2 separate regions of the Homo sapiens genome follow, and region 2 is linked to region 1. A link is an interaction called in ENCODE POLR2A ChIA-PET data of the cell type or tissue named here. Cell type or tissue: A673. All regions are shown on one strand. Region 1 overlaps NCOA1 (nuclear receptor coactivator 1). Region 2 overlaps LOC105374329 (a long non-coding RNA gene).

Evidence for each region. Peaks named below come from ENCODE experiments on the same cell type or tissue, not always from the same donor. Only the 100,000 strongest peaks of a DNase experiment are listed, where the experiment ranks them.
Region 2: POLR2A ChIA-PET joins it to region 1 with 5 read pairs; 3 of 35 experiments call an interaction of 5 or more read pairs at or near these places.

What each region holds. Positions count from the first base shown.
Region 1 is chr2:24,753,935-24,758,934 of GRCh38, reverse strand. NCOA1 (nuclear receptor coactivator 1) reads right to left here. Exons shown (of 23, transcript NM_003743.5): 21 at 779-962. Among named protein-coding and RNA genes, the nearest start is that of PTRHD1, 37 kb to the left of the region's middle. In A673, no CTCF peak of the experiment used is centred here; no DNase peak of the experiment used is centred here.
Region 2 is chr2:24,451,954-24,456,953 of GRCh38, reverse strand. All of the region lies in intron 2 of LOC105374329 (a long non-coding RNA gene), which reads right to left. Among named protein-coding and RNA genes, the nearest start is that of NCOA1, 37 kb to the left of the region's middle. In A673, no CTCF peak of the experiment used is centred here; DNase peaks (open chromatin) are centred at 143 and 2,563; H3K4me3 peaks cover 1,261 bases; H3K27ac peaks cover 840 bases.

The sequences.
Region 1 (5,000 bases):
CTCACTGCAACCTCCAACTCCTGGGTTCAAGCAATTCTCATGCCTCAGCCTCCCAAGGAGCTGGGATTACAGGTGCATGCCACCACGCACAGCTAATTTTTGTTTGTTTTTTTTTTAGTAGAGACAGGGTTTCACCATGTTGGCCAGGCTGGTCTCGAACTCCTGACCTTGTGATCCATCTGCCTTGGCCTCCCAAAGTGCTCGGATTATAGGCATAAGCCACCACACCCAGCCATGTACTGTTTTATAAATCTAAAACACTAAAATCTCATGAAACTGAAATCTTATTTATAAAGTCTGTCAAGGCCAGGAGTAGTGGCTCACACCTGTAATCCCAGCACTTTGGGAGGCTGGGATAGGAGGATTGCTTGAGCCCAGGAGTTCAAGCCCAGCCTGGGCAACATAGTGAGACCTTGTTTCTGCAAATAGTAAAAAAATTAGCTGGGCAGGGTGACATGTGCTTGCAGTCCCAGCTACTTAGGAGTCTGAGGTGGGAGGATCCCTTGAGCCTGGGCAGTCAAGGCTGCAGTGAGCTGTAATTGCACCACTGTACTCCAGCTTGGGTGACAAAGTGAGACTCCATCTCAAAAAAAAAAAAAAAAAAAAAAGTCTGTCAAAATTTTTCATTGTATATCTTAAGAGCCAGTAATTATTAAAAGTTAGTGGGAAAGAATAAAGAAGTGTGGCTATTTCTGATGAGTAACTGTCAACATACCTGATTTTCCTCAGAATTAACTGTGATGTGGTGTGGCATGTGTGTGGCGAGTGTGCCACTTACCTGCTCAGGGCACACAGTGTTCATTCCTGGCATCTGCAAAGAGCTCATCTGCATCTGGGCCATCATTGGGTTCATGTTCTGAACATTCGTATTTCCACCTGCCATGGAAACGGTGATGCTCATGTTGTTGTATACTCCTGGCTGTGCAGGCGTGGGCTGGTTCTGGACAGCTTGACTGAACACACTGTAAACTCAAAAACAATCCAGATTACATCCACTGATCATGAACAAGGGGATATATGACTAGATTCTGTTTCCAAATAAAATATGTTACATCCTTAAATTGCATGTATGACTGTAACTTCTTAAAATATATAAAAATTAATATAATTCAGATACATTCTGAAGTCTACATAAGGGATTAAATAACTGAAAAGAGCTCATTTTAAATAACAATTATCTGGCACAATATCAGAGATGCTAGGCTACAATCATCTAAATAATTAAGAAAGGAAGTTTTCCATGTAAGTAAATCTTCTAGGTAACTGACATTTACCTATCTAAACAGAGAATGTCCTATTTGAGCAAAGTGTCTGGCATATATATACATATATATATATATCTTCAATAAATGTTCACTGAATGAATTAACACACGAATGAATGATTCAAAGACAGCATCCTTATATTGTGTTTGCTTGTAGAGCCTCTTAGACTTAATACTTCAGGGGAGTGATGGTATCTTGTTCCACTTATTTCTCATCTCTATTAATATGTGACATATAGCAGGCACTCAGTAAATACCTGATGAATAAATGAATTATGGCATGGATTATTATTCGGTGCTGTCAAATGGTGCAGTTCAGATTGTTTTCTATTAAATGGTTTACTGTATCTGTGCCAGTGAAGTGGCATACATTTTTTGAAGTGTAGTGCAGAGACCATCTACAAGAGAATACCCTGGGACTCACTGGCAATTGAGACTCCCAGGTTTTACTCAAGCCCTGGTGAATCACATTTTCCAGGGGTGGGTATAGAAAGGTCCATCTTTAACTATTCATGCATACTAAAATTTGAGACCCTTTATTCAATATCCTATAGCTTGTTGTCACTTCTCAAGGTTTTATCTTCTGGTCGCTTTCAATATGCTACAAATTAAGAGGAAGCCAGATGTATACAACCAAATGTTTTTAGGTGGCAAATTTAATCCTTTTAAAGACTTCCAAGGTCTTATCAGGCCTCAACATAGCTTCATGTCTTTTCTAGGAAGCAAAATACATAAGCAGTTATGTTTTTCAGAGAGCCTGTTTTACTGACTTCCTTCTTCATGGCCAAGTTCTGGACTGTTGTTACACCAAAGATCTCAAATGTAAAATCAGTCTCTATTAGGAAGTAGAATAGTAAGCAATAAACTCCATGGGAATTCAACTTGACACTTTGTATTTGAACCCTGAAAATTTTCATTGATACAGATATGCACATCTAAAGGATAATGATATTAATTCTGTCTTTCCTAAGTTCTATAAACATCAAATATTTTATGACTATATATTAATTGTTAACAATAAACTGCTGGTAAAATTCCACCTATTTTAATATTAATTCTATAGAATTTGATTTTAGAAATAATTTTCCCCATCAATAGTTTATCTATTCCTCGCTAGCTCTTAGTGTTAAGAAGGATATACTGACATTTACAGTTTCCAGTAGACTAAGGTAATCATACTGAATTGACAGGCCAATAAACAGCCTATTTATCATGTCTGAAGAAAAGTACAGAATTTTCCCCCAAGTAATTATAAAACAAAAATGCCCACAGAAAATTATATGCCTAGGAAATAGTCAGTAATACACCTGTGGACCATTAATGTCTGCACAGTGTGTATGCTTATGGGGCAGTGATCCTACAACTAAAGGTGAGAAAAAAGCCTACTAATCTATGTCTATTTTCTTTTGTTTTTGGAGATGGGAGTTTTACTCTTGTTGCCCAGGCTGGAGTGCAATGGCGCAAACTCAGCTCACCGTAACCTCTGCCTCCTGGGTTCAAGTGATTCTCCTGCCTCAGCCTCCCGAGTAGCTAGGATTACAGGCGTGTGCCATCACGCCCAGCTAATTTTGTATTCTTTTTTTTTTTTTTTTTTTTTTTAGTAGAGATGGGGTTTTGCCATGTTGGTCAGGCTGGTCTCAACCTCCTGACCTCAGATGATCAACCTGCCTCGGCCTCCCAAAGTGCTGGGATTACAGGCATCAGCCATTGCACCCAGCCTCTATGCCTATTTTCTAATGAGAACATTTCTGCCTAAGACAGTACTCATTTGTCAATTGATACATAAGTCACCACTGCGGAGGAGCAAGGCTATGTAAGTTAATGCATGTGGAAACTTCAAGGACTGCAATGATGTCATACTTATTGAAAAAAATTTAGAGCTTAATTTCCTTTCAAATTAATATTTGGGACTGTATATTAGTTTAAGTTCTTTCAAACTGCTCCTGCCAATAGTTCCATTTTAGCATCTCCCATTAAGGGAAGGAGACCAAGCTCTTCTGCAGCTGCAATCACTGTCCTAGGTCCTAGAAAGACGTCTGGGTCCACTGACACCTAAAGTCCAACATTCACAGGCCCTCTTCCTCACTCTGCTTTCCTGCCTGCTTTGTAGCAGCTATCACAGTTTTCTCAGGGTAGCACTAGGTATTTGGTAGTCACTAAATGATGGGAAAAAGAGAAGGATGAATACTCTGGCCCAGAGTGGGTTCCACAGATATTACAGGTATTAACAAGCAGGGGAGTCCCTGGTCAAATAAGTCTGAGAAACAAAAGGTTAAACAACAGGACTTCTTATCCTTTAAAATGCTAATAAGCAATGGGATTCTCCCATCAACCAGCCTTACACAGAAGCACTACCCAGTTCCAGGACCCACAGGTTTGTTTAACCATTTCTTTCTCTTGCCACCAGAGAGATAATGAAAAAGAATCATGTTACACTACCTCTGAACTCTATTACATCATTCTACTTAATGGTTCTCTGACTGTTTCATGTTTTAATTCTCTCTGACCTGCCCCCTCACCAACTAGACTCTTCGTTATTTGGCAGCAGGGGTTGTTTTTCAGTGTTCCTCATGGTATCTTGTGTTGTGTGACAGAGACAGTGAGTGGTCACTGTCTCCAGGTGATATACGCTAATACACAAGGCTTATGATGACTAATAAGCTTTTGCACATGAACCAAATGAGCAAGTGTGAGTGTTTAAAGAGTTGGTGGTAACTGTTTTCTTTCCCAAATGATTTGGAAAGTCAAAGTTTGCAAAAACTACTAAAATACAACGAAAACCTATACCCATATTTGAATCTGAATCCAAGATGTTGACTTAGGGAGTATTTGTACTCATTTGTTTGATAGATGTATATGAAGGGCCTCCCTGTTCCAGAGTATGGAGAAACAGAAGTAATACAAAATAAAGTCCTTGCTCTTATGATGCTCATATTCTAGATGGAGAAGAAAAATCACAAATAAATAGACTATCACACAGTATGTCAAGTGTTAATCACTATGAAAAAAGTAAAGAATGGAAAGGAGGCGCCAGGGGTAGAAAATGCTATTATTTCAGAAATGGTGGTCAGGGAAGTGTAATAAGGTCACATTTAATGTCTGTGTCTAATAAAGTGACATTTAAGGAAAGACTTGAACTGTGAGAGACAAGCCATGTGGCCACTGAGGGAAGAACATTCCAGCAGAGAGATTAAAAAATGCAAACATCCTGAGTTTGCAGTGTACTTCGCACATCTGAGGAGCAGAAGGATAAAAGGAAGCCATTGTGGCAGAGTGAGCGGTGAGAATAACAGATGGGATCAGAGAGGTATCCAGGAACAAGATGATGTGGGGTTTTACGGGCCCTATTCTGTATTTTGAGTAAGATGGGGAGCTACTGGATGAGTTGTGCGTAAAGGACGGACATACTCTGCCTCATGTGTTAAAAGCATGGCTCTGGCTACCCATGTGGAGATTAAATGATGGTGCAGCAAGGGTGGAAGCAGGAGAGGAAGCTACTGGAATGGCCCAGGGAAAAGATGATTGTGGCTTGCATTAAGGTGCACATGTGGAATAGGTAAGAAGAGAGAGGTGCTAAGAAGCTGACATGATTTGCTGATGTGTTGGATGTGGGATGTGAGAAAGAGAAAGACTTTTCTTCTGGACAAGTGGAAAATGGAATTGTCATTTACTGAAATGGGAAAAAGTAACCCAGAGGAGCAGGTCTGGTGAAAATATCACTTTAGTTTTCATCATG
Region 2 (5,000 bases), 300 kb after region 1:
GAGGGGGTTTGTGGTGTGTCCTTTAATACCTTCCTTTTTTCTTTTCCTTTTTATTTTTTGTTTTTTTGCTACAGCTAGGGGAGTGGGGGCACTGATTCTGACTCACTACACACTCTGAGAGTATCTGACTCATCCCAGCGCTGGTGTTCTTCCAGCTCTGCTCAGTACACCGAGGTGTCCTTCCCCAGCTGCCTGGGATCGGCCAGACCCGTTCAGATGCTCTTGGTTCAGCCCTAAATGACACCAAGGTTCATTAGTAAATTAGACACATACACAAGAATCAAAAACTCCCCAGCAACCAACAGGGCTTAGGCAAGTTTTGGACTGTGTTGAAGCCAAGATTAATGTGCAATACCATTAGAATTAATGAACTGCTTTGCATCCAAGCATATAGTTCACATTTACATTGGTCATATTGATAGTTAAAAGTTTATTTTTCAGTTTAAAAACTTACAAAAGTCAACTATAAATATGAACTATTGGTAGTTGAAAGTTAAAAGTTAACCATAATTTTTTAAAAAAGTTAACTATAAGTTAAAACAAAAGAGTTCTCTTTAACCAATATTTTAGACAGCTGTATAATAAAATATCCTTCTCTACTTTGAGAATTTGTAAGAGATCACATTTATCAAAAGTTAAGAAACAAGCCTTAATTTAGCTGCTTAAATAATTATCCTTTTGGCTGTTCCCATATAGTAAATTACAGGTGTTTCTTCAAGTACATGAAGGGCTCCAAGTTCATTTAATTGTTCCTGATTGCTATTTTTATCGCTATGCAATCATTCCATTTCAAAAAAGAATTTTGTATTTGGTAGAATTTTGGCATTAAACTGTCCTTTCTTCTCATGGTCCTGTTCTGCTTCAATCTCCAGCAGAGCTCTCCCCCATTAATTTATTGTCAAGAGTGTTTTGTCGGCCGGGCGCAGTAGCTCAAGCCTGTAATCCCAGCATTTTGGGAGTCCGAGTCGGGCGGATCACAAGGTCAGGAGATTGAGACCATCCTGGCTAACATGGTGAAACCTCATCTCTGCTAAAAATACAAAAAATTAGCCGGGCGTGGTGGTGGGCACCTGTAGTCCCAGCTACTCGGGAGGCTGAGGCAGGAGAATGGCGTGAACCCGGGAGGCAGAGCTTGCAGTGAGCCGAGATCGTGCCACTGCTCTCCAGCCTGGGCGACAGAGCAAGACTCCATCTCAAAAAAAAAAAAAAAGAGTGTTTTGTCCCATTCTCTGATAACTTTGCTTACTCTAATTGTAAAACTTTTATTTCCAGCAGTTATCATCTTCTAGGAGGCAGTCTTAATATGAGTATCAAAAATGCTCTCATCCTGGCCAGGCACAGTGGCTCACACCTGTAATCCCAGCACTTTGGAGGCTGAGGCAGACGGATCACTTGAGTTCAGGGGTACAAGACCAGCCTGGCCAACATGGTGAAACCCCCCCCCCCATCTCTACTAAAAATACAAAAATTAGCCAGGCAGCGTGGTATGCACCTATAATCCCAGCTACTCAGGAGGCTGAGGCATGAGAGTCACTTGAACCGGGAGGCAGAGGTTGCAATGAGCTGAGATCATGCCACTACACTCCAGCTTGGGCGACAAGAGCAGACTCTGTCTCAAAAAAAAAAAAAGGCTAGGTTTGGTGGCTCACACCTGTAATCCCAGCACTTTGGGAGGCCGAGGTGGGGGGATCATGAGGTCAGGAGTTCAAGACCAGCCTGGTCAACATGGTGAAACCCCATCTCTACTAAAAATACAAAAATTAGCCAGGCGTGGTGGCGCACGCCTGTAATCCCAGCTACTCAGGAGGCTGAGGCAGGAGAATGGCTTGAACCCGGGAGGCAGAGGTTGCAGTGAGCCAAGATTGCGCACTGCACCACTCCAGCCTGGGTGACAAGAGCAAGACTCTGTCTCAAAAAAAAAAAAAAAAGTCTCTCATCCTGTGGTGAGTATCCTGTATAACAGCAACGAACAACTTCCTTTCTAGGGAAAGCTGGCTTTCTCTCCATTTTTCAGAACAGATGTTTGTATTTTTTGATGAACCCTCATCCCAACTCTCTTCAGACTTCTTTTCTTTGGGTTTTGACACCATGCCTCTTGTTTTCTACCTGATCTGACACCCTAAACTTTGATTTTCGTACCCATGAAATGCTTATTTGCAAATATATGGTTATAGGCTGGAACTAGGTTTTTGTTACCTCCCTAGTCCACATCTTTAAAATGTTTCCTAGTAATGTGTGTTCTGCAAGAAATAAAACTGAGCTATGGTTCTGCAGAAACTTGATAATGTTCTCCCTGGAGGGCTCCTCATTCCTCAGCCTTCTGGGGACTGGCCACGCGATCTTCCCTCATGGGGTGGGCACTCAGCATGTACGTTTTAGACGTATTTGGAACCAGCAAGTTTGGTAGGACAAAGGATGTTTTAAGGATTTAAAGAGAAAAGGAGTCGCCTACATTGAACTCAATCTCGTGCCGAAATTCTTGCAGTCTCTGCCACTGACACCGCATGTGTTCTGGCTTTCGGCAGGATTGTTCTCCCCGGCTTTGCTCTGAAACGTAAAGCCCCATTGCCCACTGCAAGTTTTAATGAAAAGCAGCTCATAAGCAAGTTACGTAACCTAATTGTAATCCAGGGATCAGCTTGGTTATATTATTTAAAGAAATAGCATCCATTTTCCGTGACCTGATTTAGAAAAGAAACTTAGGGAGGAAAAAAAAAATACCCAGTTCAGCATTTGGCTTCCCGTGCTCATTCTAATGAGACTGTTGGTAAATAATTCAGAAACAATGACTTTTAAGAACATTAAACCCAACTTAGCTCAGGGTTCTATCTCAAAGCAGCTAAAGCTACTTAAAGCAAATTATAAATTATTATAAAATATGGAGCTTCTTATTGCAGAAAATTTGGTCATTTAAAAAGTTTATTTCCTCATCAATTCAACACATGCAGAATACTGACTAGATGCAAAATGGGGAATGCTAAAATGCATGGACTGTGCTCTCAGGAAGCCTGAAATCTGGTAGGGGTAATGATAATGTATCAACATTGGTTCATTAGTGGGAACAAATGTACTACAGTAATGCAAGGTGTTAACAGCAGGGGAAGTGGTGTTGGTGGGGGTTGTTACAGGAACTCTGTCCTATCTTTGCAACTTTTCTGTAAATCTAAAAGTATTCTAAAATTAAAAGTTTATTTTTAAAAACCTGGTTAGGGAAACAGTTGGGTACACAAATAGAAACACATCCATCCTTGTTGCCTGATTTATAGAAATAAAACCAGGCCTGCATAATAGGCAGCTTCCTAAGTGGTATGATTGTTTTATGAACTTCAGAAGCACAAAACTGGATTAATCACAGTTCTGATTCATATTAATAGTGTGTCATGAATCAAGGGCTATGACTGGCCCATTGGTTTTTAAATAAACCTCATTTCATTTATTTTCGTTGTATGTGTTATAATAATACAAGAAACCACTCATAACCCCACCTCTCAACCCAAAAGCCAAAAACTCTCCATGACATACATCGACCTACCTGTTCCATCCCATACCAGACCCCAACATTCTTCTCAGTAGTAACTATTCTTTTAAATTTTGTTTTTATCATACATTGCTCTTCTTTAAATTTCATTGCACATTTGCGTGGGCCTAAACAGTATACTAGTTTTATTTGTTTTGAATGTATTATATGTTGTCTTCTAGGACTTGTTCTTTTAGCTCAATACTATATTGCTAAGGTTGATCAATAATGTTGAGATCATACTCTATTCATTTTCACCATTGTGTAACACTCAATAGCAGGACTGTACCACAATTTATTTAACCATGTTTATCAGTGGTTTAATAAATTGTTGCTATTACAAATGGATTGTGCCATGAACATTTTTTTATGTGTGTTCTGGTAAACATATGCTAATGTTTTCATTGAACTAGAGATATGCAAGATTTAACAATCTTAAAACTGCATAAGAATTAAAGCTTGACAGTTCACTTACAGAAATTATGTTAAGCGTGTCTGGGGAAGAGCATATAATACAAATTCTTCACTACTGAAGCAAAGGAAAATATGAATTATACACTAATTTCACACCAGTTAGGATTTGATTTGTCTATAACATAAAACCCAAATTAATCATTCCTTAAACGTATATGTTGCCCTCATGTAAAACATCTGGAGATGAGAAGTCTAAGGCCAGTTTGGCAAGGTCTGCGGAATTGTCATGAACCCAGGCCTCTTCCAGCTTTTCAGTTTGCCATCCCTAGGGTGTGACTTTTATTCTTCTGGTCCAAAAGGGTTGCTCAACTTCTAGTCATTAAATCTGCCTCCTCATCAGCAAGAAGGAGAAAAGGAAGGAAGGAGAGTGCATCTTCCATTCAAGGACACTTTCCCCAAATTGCACGTGACATTTCTAATTGCATCCTATTAACTAGAAGGGGGACACACGGCTCTTGCTAGTTTCAAGGGAGGCTGGAAAATGTAGTCTTTATTCTGGTCATCTTGTATTCAGCTAAAAGTTAAGGGTCCTATTACCTAAACGAATGGGAAAATAGACTTTGAAAACAGTTAATAGTCTCGGAGAATTATTACAGCTAAAGTGAAAGCAGAAAAGAAACCAACCCATCAAGGCCTTATTTTGAGAAGTAGAAAGAAAAACTAAACACCGATAACATCACCACCCAGTGATGACCACGGTTAACTTGTTGAGATGTATTTTTCCAGACTTTTTCATCCATATAAAAAACTACATATATGTCTCCAGTATAGCCATAATAATACCTATATCTATACCAATATATTCACATGTATTAGTCTGTTTTCAAGCTGCTAATAAAGACATACCTGAGACTGGGTAATTTATACAGGAAAGAGGTTTAATGGACTTACAGTTCTACATGGCTGGGGATGCCTCACAATTATGGCAGAAGGCAAGGAGGAGCAAGTCAACGTCTTACATGGATGGCAGCAGGCAAATAGAGAGTTTCTACAGGGAAACTCCCATTTT